Regions from separate parts of the Homo sapiens genome. Here all the other regions are linked to region 2. The links are chromatin contacts, found by Hi-C or POLR2A ChIA-PET in ENCODE. All regions are on one chromosome and are shown on one strand. Each heading gives the region's core, a stretch centred on a gene start or an enhancer-like site at or near the end of the contact. The rest is flanking DNA. Distances are from core to core; before and after follow the strand shown.

Region 1 (3,608 bases), core at 1,028-3,527, 96 kb before region 2:
CACCTTGGGAGGCCAAGACGAGCGGATCACAAGGTCAGGAGTTTGAGACCAGCCTGGCCAGTGTGGTAAAACCCTGTCTCTACTAAAAATACAAAAATTAGCTGGGTGTGGTGGCACACGCCTGTAGTCCCAGCTACTCGGGAGGCTGAGACAGAAGAATTGCTTGAACCCAGGAGGTGGAGGTTGCAGTGAGCCAAGATCTCGCCACTACACTCCAGCCTGGGCAACAGAGTGAGACTCCATCTGTCTCTCTCTCTCTGTATATATATATATATGTTTTTAAATAAATAAATTCAATAATATGCAAGAAAGTGCAAGAGAAATGAGAATATATTATGGTATAGTAATGGTATTCTTATCGTTTGATCGTGTAACAAAAATCTGTTGCTCTGAGTCCTGATCTGTAAGGGGTTTTGTTTTGTAATCCTCCAGCATATCTCCAAGCTCATTCTGGAAGCACGCCAGGTCCAACAGCTGACATCGTATCACAATGAACAGATAATTGCTTTGTGTTTTCGTTTTTTTTTTTTTTTTTTTTGAGATGGAGCCTCACTGTGTTGCCCAGGCTGGAGTGCACTGGCACGATCTCGGCTCACTGCAAGCTCCGCCTCCCGGGTTTATTCTCCCACCTCAGCCTCCCTAGTAGCTGGGATTACAGGTGTGCGCCACCATGCCTGGTCAAGTTTTGTATTTTTAGTAGAGACAGGGTTTCACCATGTTGGTCAGGCTGGTCTTGAACTCCTGACCTCGTGATCTGCCTGCCTCGGTGTCCCAAAGTGCTGGGATTACAGGTGTGAGCCACGGCGCCTGGCCAGGCTTTGTGTTTTCTATTGGCTGTCATCACAGTCCAGCCTGTTTATTTCCATCTGAGGGAAGCAGATTCATTCTCTTATTGTATCCCGTTCTGTCACGTTCACACTACTGAGTGTCACTTTATTAACTGTAAATTCCAAGGGAAAACATCTCTGTTTCAGCAGAGATCTACATTTCACATGACTAAGTGGCCTTTCTAGGGAGGCCACTCTGTGGTATGTTGCGTTCCCTAAGAGACAGGCTTGTAGCTATAGAAACTGTAACCTTGTGTAGCCAATGGTGTGGCAGGGGTAGCGCTGACTTTGTTGATTTCTTTCTTCTTCACTGTGGTTCAAAATACCTGGGGACATTGCTGAAATAACTGAAAGATGGTTCCCCTTCCCCTACTGCCCCAACTGTGTCTTTTGCCCTTCTGTATCATTAGATGTAAAACTCAGGAGATTTTTTATTTTTATTTTTGAGACAGGGTCTCATTCTGTCACCCAGGCTGGAGTGCAGTGGTGCAGTCTCGGCTCACTGCAACCTCCGCCTCCCAGGTTGAAGCGATTCTCCTGCCTCAGCCTCCTGTGTAGCTGGGATTACAAGCACATGCCATCACGCCTGGCTAATTTTTGTATTTTTAGTAGAGATGGGGTTTCGCCGTGTTGGCCAGGCTGATCTTGAACTCCTGATCTCAAGTGATCCTCCCACCTCGGCCTCCCAAAGTGCTGAGATTACAGGCATGAGCCACCACGCCCAGCAGGACCTGGTATCTTCTAAATCAGAGTAGGATTTTGTTTCACAGGTCCTCGAGATTAGGAAAAGAAATAAGTAAAATAAAATAAAGAGGCCAGACAGGGTGGCTCACAACTATAATCCTAGCACTTTGGGAGGCTGAGGCGGGTGGATCACCTGAGGTGAGCAGTTCAAGACCAGCCTGGCCAACATAGCGAAACCCCATCTCTACAAAAAATACAAAAATTAGCCGGACGTGGTGCTGAGCGCCTGTAGTCCTGGCTGCTCCGGAGGCTGAGGCGGTAGGATCGCTTGAGTCCAGGAAATTGAGGCTGCCGTGAGTGGAGATCATGCCACTGCACTCCAGTCTGAGTGACAAAAAGACCCTGTCTCAAAAAAAAAAAAAGAAAAGAAAAGAAATGAAAAAGAGAGAGAGAGTAAAGGGTGAGAGTGCAAGAGTGGATTAAAAAAAGTAATAATAAAGAAAAAAAAGTTTGACTTTGCTGGAATTGTTACAAGAATGTTGTCTCAGGAAGACAAAACAGAAGGTAAAAGCAAGCAAGGGTGAATGATACTGGCAGGCTGCAGACAGACCGTGTGTCCAGAAGGAACTATTTGCACTTTAGAGAAAGGACACCAAAGAAAGAAAAGAGCAGTAATTCCCCAGGGCTGTGTAAGGGAGGGGAGCTGCCAAATCTGGTGGAGGAGAGTATTACAGTCACTAGGGCGGTGCGTCCTGCCCCGAGGCAGGAACAGGCAGTTTCTTGTTTATTCAGCACACACAGATTGAGTGCTTACTGTGAACCAGGTGCTCCGGCTCAGGTGCTAGGAGGTGAAAGGTAAGTAGGCTCTGCCCTCGCCTCTCACGTTTTGGGGAGGCTGAGGCACAACCTCGGAGGAGTCTGTGATTCCAAGTTCACAAAGCCCGCAGGGTAACTCAATATTGCAAAAGGCTGCTGCAGGCCTGAGACCACAACTGCCACAGCCCTCTCCTCATCTTTTTGACTTGTAAGTAATTGTGACTCCTGCAATCCAGGCTAACAAAGTAAGAGAGATAGTTGTTTGGTCCAAATACTCTTAATTGATCCTATGAAATCCATTTTGCTGTGCAAAGGAAGTTGGGCAATATTCTAGTCTAGGCTCGGCCCACAGAGAATTTATACAAGAATCCTATAAACCAGGCCAGGTGTGGTGGCTCACACCTTGAATCCCAGCCCTTCTGGAGGCCAAGGCGAGAGGATCTCTTGAGACCAGGTGTTCAAGACTAGCCTGGGCAACATAATGAGACTGCATCTCCACAAAACGTTTTTTTTTTTTTTTGAGACAGTCTCACTCTGTTGCCCAGGCTGGAGTGCAGTGGCACGATCTCAGCTTACTGCAACCTCTGCCTCAGCCTCCTGAGTAGCTGGGATTACAGGCGCCCGCCACTACGCCCAGCTAATTTTTTGTATTTTTAGTAGAGACGGGGTTTCACCATGCTGGCCAGGCTGGTCTTAAACTCCTGACCTCGTGATTCTCCCGCCTCAGCCTCCCAAAGTGCTGGGATTAAAGGTGTGAGCCACCGCGCCTGGCCCACAAAACATTTTAAAAGTCCAGGCACGGTGGTATTCGCCTATAGTCCCAGCTACTCAAGAGGCTGAAGTAGGAGAATCACTTGAGCCCAGGAGGTCGAGGCTGCAGTGAGCCATAATCATACCACCGCACTCCAGCCTGAGTGACAGAGCAAGACCCTGTCTCTAAAAAAAAAACCAAAAAGAATTTTATAAGACAAAATATCACAGTAATGTTTTCAGCCTCTTCCCGACAGCGACCCTATTCCATCATTCTGGAGACCCACCTTACAACACCCCCTCCCCACCCTCCTTCATGCAAAGGAAACTGCTGACATCCTGCTTGACAGAGCAGTTTGTGGTTTTGTTTGTGTGTATTTGATTAGTGTTAGTCAGGTGACTCAGTCCCTAAGAACCCGACCTAGTTTTACGTGCACCAGAAAAGGTGTGCTCGAGGCCAGATGTGGTGGCTCACGCCTGTAATCTCAGCACTTTGGGAGGCCGAGGTAGGCGGATCACCTGAGGTCAGGA
Region 2 (3,403 bases), core at 393-2,892:
AGGTATTTTGTGCAAGAATTTTTGCCTTGGGGAAGGTGTGTGTGACTAAGAGCCCACGAGGATCCCGTCTAACTCCAAGATTCTGCGACCGGCATTGGAAGCTGATTTATAGTGAGTAATTGGGAATACCCAAGGCCACTTTGACTTTTGCCGCCATTGGATAGAGCAGCACCCTCTCCTACCCTCCCTCTGAGTTCACCCATGGGCAGTCCCAGAAGCCTTTGATGGGGAAAAGGGGGTCATAGTGAGAATTTACCTTGGAATGTAAAGTGAGCCGCCCCTTTTCAGTCTTTGCATCTTCACGCGGGTCCGCCCCAAACCTAGAAGAACGCCCCTGACCACTTCTTCTTCTATCTACTGTTACTCCTTCCTCTGACTCTGGTGACCCCATCCCGGAAGCCTTCCGGAAAGCGCTTCCCCCTTTTCCACCCCATCGAGTTGGGGTTATTTCTCCTTTTCTGGGCTCTCTCCCATTGCTGGGGAGGAAGGCGGATACGAAGGGCCTGCATGACCGCAGCTGTCATCACAGTGGGCCTGGCTTACCTTGTTGCTCTCTCCCCTTTCGCCTTTCTCCTTTCTCCCTGTTGCAGTCATGGACTTCACTCATAATACATATACATATACATATACATATACATATACATATACATATACACATACACATACACATACACATACACATACACATACACATACATATACATGTTTTTAAATCGGGCAGCCACCCGCTCCCCGCCCTCAGCCCGGAATAGGTTCAGAGAGGTGCCCGGGTTCACTTGCGGAGCGTGTGGCCTCTGCGCCTAACGCGCGCCCCTTCACTACACGAATGGGTGCGGGCAAGGGTATAGGATTTTAGAATTCCAAGAGTTGTCGGGGGTCATCCCGTGGAATCCTCTTTTTTGCAGATGCTCTTCCTGGAGCCTTCCGATGCAAGCTCTTGGGCTCACGCAGCCCTTTTCCTCTTCTAAGCCCAGAGCGCTTTCGCTGCTGCTGATCTCCACGGCCTCGGCAGATAGGGAGGGGCAGGCAGGTGTCAGCGTCCTCCCTTTCACCGTTGGGGAAACTGACTCAGAGAAACAAGGCGACGGGCCTCGGCGGGGCGGGACCGTAACGGGAATTCAAGGCTCCAGGCCAGAGCGGAATTTATTGTGTCTCGTTTTGGGAAGCGTGAATGTGAAATGATCGACTTCGGAGCCCCAGGCGGAGACCCTTCAGTCCCCGACAAGAATCGGGATGGGGTCTGGGATTAATGCAGTAATTACTCGCGCCTGGGCATTGACCCCTTGGCAACTTCGCAAGATCCGGCAGGGTCCACCGCCCTTCCCTTCACAGGGTGACCACAGGGCTGCGGCCTCTTTAAGGCCCAGAGCTCCGCCCCCGGCTCGTCGCCAACCCCCTCGCCGCAGCTCAGCCAGTTCCAGACTTTCCTCAGAGATGAGGTCATCTCCCCGTTGCCCATTGGCTGCGCCGTGCCGTCAGTCACAGGAAGTCAGGCCGCCGTTTTCGCCTTCTTCATGCCGCTTCCTTCTCCGCCCGCCCTTTAGTCCGCCGATCACGACCCCGATCAGGCCTCTGATTGGCTAGCGCCGCCGTCACTTCTCCAGCGGACAGTCTTCAGGACGGGAGGCGGGCGTGGTGGGCGGGCCCGCAGCTTCCGTGGCTGAGAGGAGCCGGCGGCGGCAGTGTCTGTGGTGGCCGCGGCGGCGAGAGCGACGGTCCCATCTTTCCCACCCTCTTGGTTGCCGCTGGCCACACGCCCTCCGCTGGCGGCGACTTCTCAGCTCCGTGCGCCCGGGCTGGACAGTGAGCCTCGAGAGGAGACGCGGGCGGCTAGAGCCGGAGTGGGGCGAGCCGCGGAACCCGGCCGGGAGCCGCGCGAGGCGGTGAGTGAGAGTCCGGGTTGGGGACCCCTCCCCCACCGCGGCCTCGCCCCGCCTGGAGCATCCTTTTTCCCCCCCGACCCTGCTGCGCGCGTCCTCGGGGGGTCGGGCGAGGCGGCCCTCGCGTCCCCTGCCCTCTTCTTGCCGGCCTTCTGCCCCTGCCCTCGGGGCCGGAGTCGCAGAGCGGCGGTCACTGTGCCGGGGCTGGGACCCGGGCCGGGCCGGGCGGGCGGGCGCGGTCGTGCACCTGTGCACTGCCTGGCAGGGCTGTGCTGCGCGGGGCGGGGAGGCACGGAGGTCCTCGCCCTCGCTTCTCCCGGGATGTGTTTTGATTGCAGGGACGGGGTGTCGGCCGCTTTCTCTGGGGTCTTGTGCAGACCTTCAGGATCCAAGTGCAGTCCTTGGGATTCCCAGGCAAGGAGGCTCAGCTGGACTTGTTGGTGCCAGTATAGCAAACCTGAATGCTGCCAGGTGTACAGGGCTCTGCAAATCTGAAACTTGATGGCCAAGAACTTTACCTCCTAAGAAAGCGTCTGTCAGGACGCTGATGCAGTCCACCCTCCCCGCTTCGGGTACCTTTGATACTCCATAGTGCCTAGGGCTGGACCTTTTGAGTCGACTCCCAAACCTGCCACTTGCTAGCTGTGTAATCTTGTGCCTTGGTTTCCTCGTCTGAAAAATGAGGATAATAGCACCAATCGCATACGGTTGTTTGTTGTAAGTGTCGAATGAAATAATTCACGTGAAGCGTTTGACACAGTGCTTGGCCCATAGTAAGGGCCCAAGAAATGTTTGCTTTTGGGATGTTGAGAATGCCTGGTTTGCCTGTGTGCCTTTAAGCACTAGCCCAGCTTGGCATTGTCAAGATTTCTCTCTGTTGTCTCCCTGTTATGCAGCATAACGAAAGGGCAGTTGAATGGTTAACTTGCTTGCCAGCCTCTGTTTGGCATGAAGTGTGTGTATATACAGGAATGTGGAATACATCACTTAAATATAATAATGGAATTACCCCATGCTTCGTATGTTTTTACATAGTTTTAAACTCATAAGACGTCTGGAATGTCCCCGAGTTGCAAGTTTTTGAGATCTTTTCAGGGTCCTTTCTACATCAAGCCGAAGCCTGTAACGTTAAGACTTATTGTCAGTAAGAAGTTAGACCTACATGTTTTACTTCAGAAGACCCCCAAAACTCCAAATGTCACTTACGCAGTTTTACTGTTGAAAAGCAGTCATCTCCCGGGGGTGAGGTGGTACAGCCAGCTGGCCCACAGCCCTATGACTGCAGGGTGGGGAACCTTTGGCTGGAAGTTATTAAACTAAGTTTTGCTTAATGTCGTTTGCATTTTTCATAGCGAACCAAAGGGCTTTATGTTACTGTTTCTTATTGAAATGATTTAGAAAGAAGCAATCCATTACTGCGTTCTTTAAAAACACCTGCAAAGAAAAAAATATCTGTAGTTTAGCTCTAGTGTTTGTTTCAGTTTTTGGCCAATAACTATTAAGAAGAGCCCGTTTTTAAGAAG
Region 3 (3,455 bases), core at 254-2,753, 69 kb after region 2:
TGTAATGTGTGAACTCCTGTAGTGATGTAGAGAACACTTTAGTTGTATTATTTACTTTGTTTGGAAAATGGATGTGTTTGCCTGTACTATGTGTTCCCTCATTGTTTTAAAGCTTTAAATATATAATTGTGCTGGGCTTAAAATGGTATTAAAATATCTGTTGCATTTTATTTGATCAAAAATTCTCAGCACCTTTTACAGAATATTAATTGGCTAAGAGTAATACTGTTTGAAGCAAGAGGCTTTGAAAGGAAGAATAATGAGCCATGACTAAGGAGCTGTTTTTATTTAAATTGTCAAGATTCGTTGTATTTCCAGAGGTTCTGCCTTGATCAAAGTCTTTAATAACCACAACTAAGTGAAAATGCATTTTTAACACAAACTCTGTACTGTATTCCATGAAGGTAACTTGAAGAGCCATTGCTTTTGTGTGGTAACTGATCTTACCAGAGTAGATTAGTTTAATTAATAAGCTAGTTTTTATAATTAAAGTGTAATTGGAAGAATAATTCATGAACATGCTGTTGATGGCCTGAGTGTTTTCACTGGTGCTACAGTGCTGTCATCAGTGTGTGCATTGTCCTGAGAGTTCCTCATTGTGGCTCTGGTAGGTGCTTAGAAGCTTTAGGCTTGACCTCTTGACCCATAGACACATTTCAACCTTGAATATACACTTTCCTCTGAGTGTGTGTTGCTGTGTTTGGATACTCTTACAAAATTATGACAGGTTCTTTTTTTATGGCAAGATATTTTATTTCCAGTATTTTAAAAATATTTGCTCAAGAATTTAGGAAAATATTCATGGTTCATTTTATAAAGTAGGAGCATATTCTTGATCTATCCGGAGAGGATGTCATTGAGAAACCTAAGGATATGAGGCTTCTGGCACTGGAAAATAGGGCTGTTCTTCAAATGCCCCATTGTCATGTGAAAACAAAGCACAATACTATAAATGTCTTCCTTTCCCCCCAAACTACTGCCTGTCTTTATGCTAGGTGAGGTTTGTCTCAACAAGTTTTTCATTCCAAAGTTAATATTTTCAAAAATAGTTTTTTTTATATTATTCATACCTGAACAGAATTATTATTGTAGATTTTCTGTGTGGTAGATTTTCTTACTGTGGCAGGTTTTCCGTGGCCTGGCAACATTTCAGGTTGTCTAGGCTGATTGCTGCATGGAGTTTTGATGTAAGAGTAGAATCGACTGAAGAATTCCTAACTTGAAAATTGTCTCATAACAGATTACATAATTTTGTAGGTGAATACACAAAATATGTGCAGATGATCATATTTAAATTTATTCAGGTCTCTTATACGTAGCGTGTGGACTTCTAAATATCCGTCACTCAGTCTCTTAGAGAAGAACTCTAGAAGACAAATAGAATTCCACCTTTAAAAATTGGAACACATTTGAACACCATAGAAAAAGGATTGAGAATCATAAGGAAAGCATACCTGTAGTGTTTGTGGGCATGAATAAAGTTCAAGGAATGTAATGAAGTCATCTTGTCAAAATAGTGCTTTAATTTTCAAGCAGCCTTTTTGGAGGTGGGGGAGGAGTTTAAGGCAAATTGTCAAATTTCTGTTAAATGTTTGCAAGAAAATATTACCTTGTAGTTAATGTCTCTACTTTTCAGAGTACCTTCTTATAAGACCCTTCATGATAGGACAGATAATAATAACAAATGTTTATTCAGAGCGACTTACTCAAGGTCACATCACCAAACTCAGTGATATATTAAGACACAGGTCAAAACAACATTATTACATTTTCATTAGGGGCCAGGCAGAATAGTAAATTATACCAAACTCAGAGTCAGGTGGCACGCTAAGGTGAACAGCTCCCTTGTCATTCTTTCTCTACACACCTGCCAAAATGATTATTTATTTATTTTTATTTATTTTTTGAGACGGAGTCTTGCTCTGTTGCCCAAGCGAGGGTGCAGTGGTGTGATGTCGGCTCACTGCAACCTCCGCCTCGCGGGTTCAAGTGATTCTCCTGCTTCAGCATCCCTAGTAGCTGGGATTGCAGGCACTCGCCACCATGCTCCGCTAATTGTTTGTATTTTTACTAGAGATGAGGTTTCAACATGTTGGCCAGGCTGGTCTCAAACTCCTGGCCTCAAGTGATCCATCAGCCTTGGGCCTCCCAAAGTGCTTGGATTACAGGCATGAGCCACCATGCCCAGCCCTCAAAATGATTATTTAAAAAGATAAATCAGCCAGGCGTGGTGGCTCACGCCTGTAATCCCAGCACTTTGGGAGGCTGAGGCGGGTGGATCACGAGGTCAGGAGTTCAGTACCAGTCTGGCCAAGATGGTGAAAGCCCGTCTCTACTAAAAATGCAAAAAAATTAGCCAGGTGTGGCGGTGGGCACCTGCAATCCCAGCTATTCAGGAGGCCGAGGCAGAGAATTGCTTGAACCCAAGAGGTGGAGGCTGCAGTAAGCCGAGATCACGCCACTGCACTCCAGCCTGGGCGACAGAGTGAGACTCTGTCTCAAAAAAAAAAAAAAATGATAAATCAGATCATATCACTCCATTGTGTAAAACCTCCCAGTGGCATCCAGTTGTTTATGTAATATACTTATGTCCATTCCTCTCGGGCCATGCCATTCATTTAGTTCCTTCAAGATACCAAGCTCATTCCTGCCTCATGGCTTTTTAACTTGCATATGCTGTTCCCTCTGCATGGCTGGCTGTTTCTTGTCAAGTTCAGACAGAGCCATAGAGGCATGAGGTCTGAAGCTTCACTGCCCAGGATCAAGTATTTAACCTCTCAGTGTCTCAGTTTCCTCAACTGTAAAAAATTATGGATAATTTAGGTAAATATACGTCTTAGTGTTGTGAAGATTGAATGCATACACATACAGTGCCTCATTTATAATAAGGGTTGGCTATACAAGTCTCTTTCGGATATCACTTCCTCAATGAGACCTCTTTTGGTCATTTAATCTAAATTAGCCACCTGGCCCCCAGGCACATAATGCTTATAGTTATCCAAAAACTTTTTATTGTATATTTATTTTCATTTTTATGTCTCTCCCACTATAATGTAGGCCCAAGAAAGCGAAGATATTTTCTGTCTGTTGTACTCCCAGTGCCTAAAACAGTGCCTCATCACTATGCATTTGTTGAGTGAATTAATGAAAGTCAGGTCTACCCCAGAAGGTCTTTTGTTTTTTTTTGAAGTGGGGATCGAGTCTCGCTCTGTTGCCCAGGCTGGAATGCAGTGGTGCGATCTTGGCTCACTGCAGTCTCTACCTCCTGGGCCCAAGTGATCTTCTCACCTCAGCCCCCGGAGTAACTGAGAGTACAGGTGTGCACAACCGTGCCCAGCTAATTTTTGTATTTTTAGTAGAGACGGAGTTTCACTGTATTGGCCAGGCTGGTCTTGAACTCCTGATCTCAAGTGGTCCTCCCGCCTTGGCCTCCCAAAGTCCTGGGATTGCAGGCA

What was found. Hi-C counts contacts between places; a loop is a spot of excess contacts on that map. ChIA-PET counts read pairs that join two places held with the same protein, here RNA polymerase II (POLR2A). Pooled maps may share reads with other maps.
Region 1: a loop to region 2 is called in a pooled map, with 5 times the contacts of the local background. The contact joins the enhancer-like site here to the promoter of MRTFA in region 2. A Hi-C loop is called at or near these places in 5 of 50 pooled maps. POLR2A ChIA-PET finds 5 or more read pairs at or near these places in 6 of 52 experiments (CD4-positive, alpha-beta memory T cell, GM12878, H1 and 3 more).
Region 3: a map of PC-9 shows a loop between it and region 2 (9-fold over the local background). The contact joins the enhancer-like site here to the promoter of MRTFA in region 2. A Hi-C loop is called at or near these places in 24 of 168 maps with a recorded cell type or tissue (K562, PC-9, Right ventricle myocardium inferior and 6 more) and 15 of 50 pooled maps. POLR2A ChIA-PET finds 5 or more read pairs at or near these places in 12 of 52 experiments (A673, AG04450, H1 and 8 more).

What each region holds. Positions count from the first base shown.
Region 1 is chr22:40,731,545-40,735,152 of GRCh38, reverse strand. No RefSeq gene overlaps it. Among named protein-coding and RNA genes, the nearest start is that of MCHR1, 54 kb to the right of the region's middle. Within about 2 kb of position 2,277, at least 19 of the 41 ENCODE cell types and tissues checked have a DNase peak (open chromatin) inside an H3K27ac peak, as active enhancers do.
Region 2 is chr22:40,634,958-40,638,360 of GRCh38, reverse strand. MRTFA (myocardin related transcription factor A) reads left to right here and starts at 1,642. Exons shown (of 15, transcript NM_020831.6): 1 at 1,642-1,883. RefSeq lists enhancers at 1-568, 1,308-1,617 and a silencer at 1,878-2,187.
Region 3 is chr22:40,565,284-40,568,738 of GRCh38, reverse strand. The region is part of intron 2 of MRTFA (myocardin related transcription factor A); the gene reads left to right. Among named protein-coding and RNA genes, the nearest start is that of MRTFA-AS1, 45 kb to the right of the region's middle. Within about 2 kb of position 1,503, at least 3 of the 41 ENCODE cell types and tissues checked have a DNase peak (open chromatin) inside an H3K27ac peak, as active enhancers do; they include PC-9, where a contact is called at or near this core.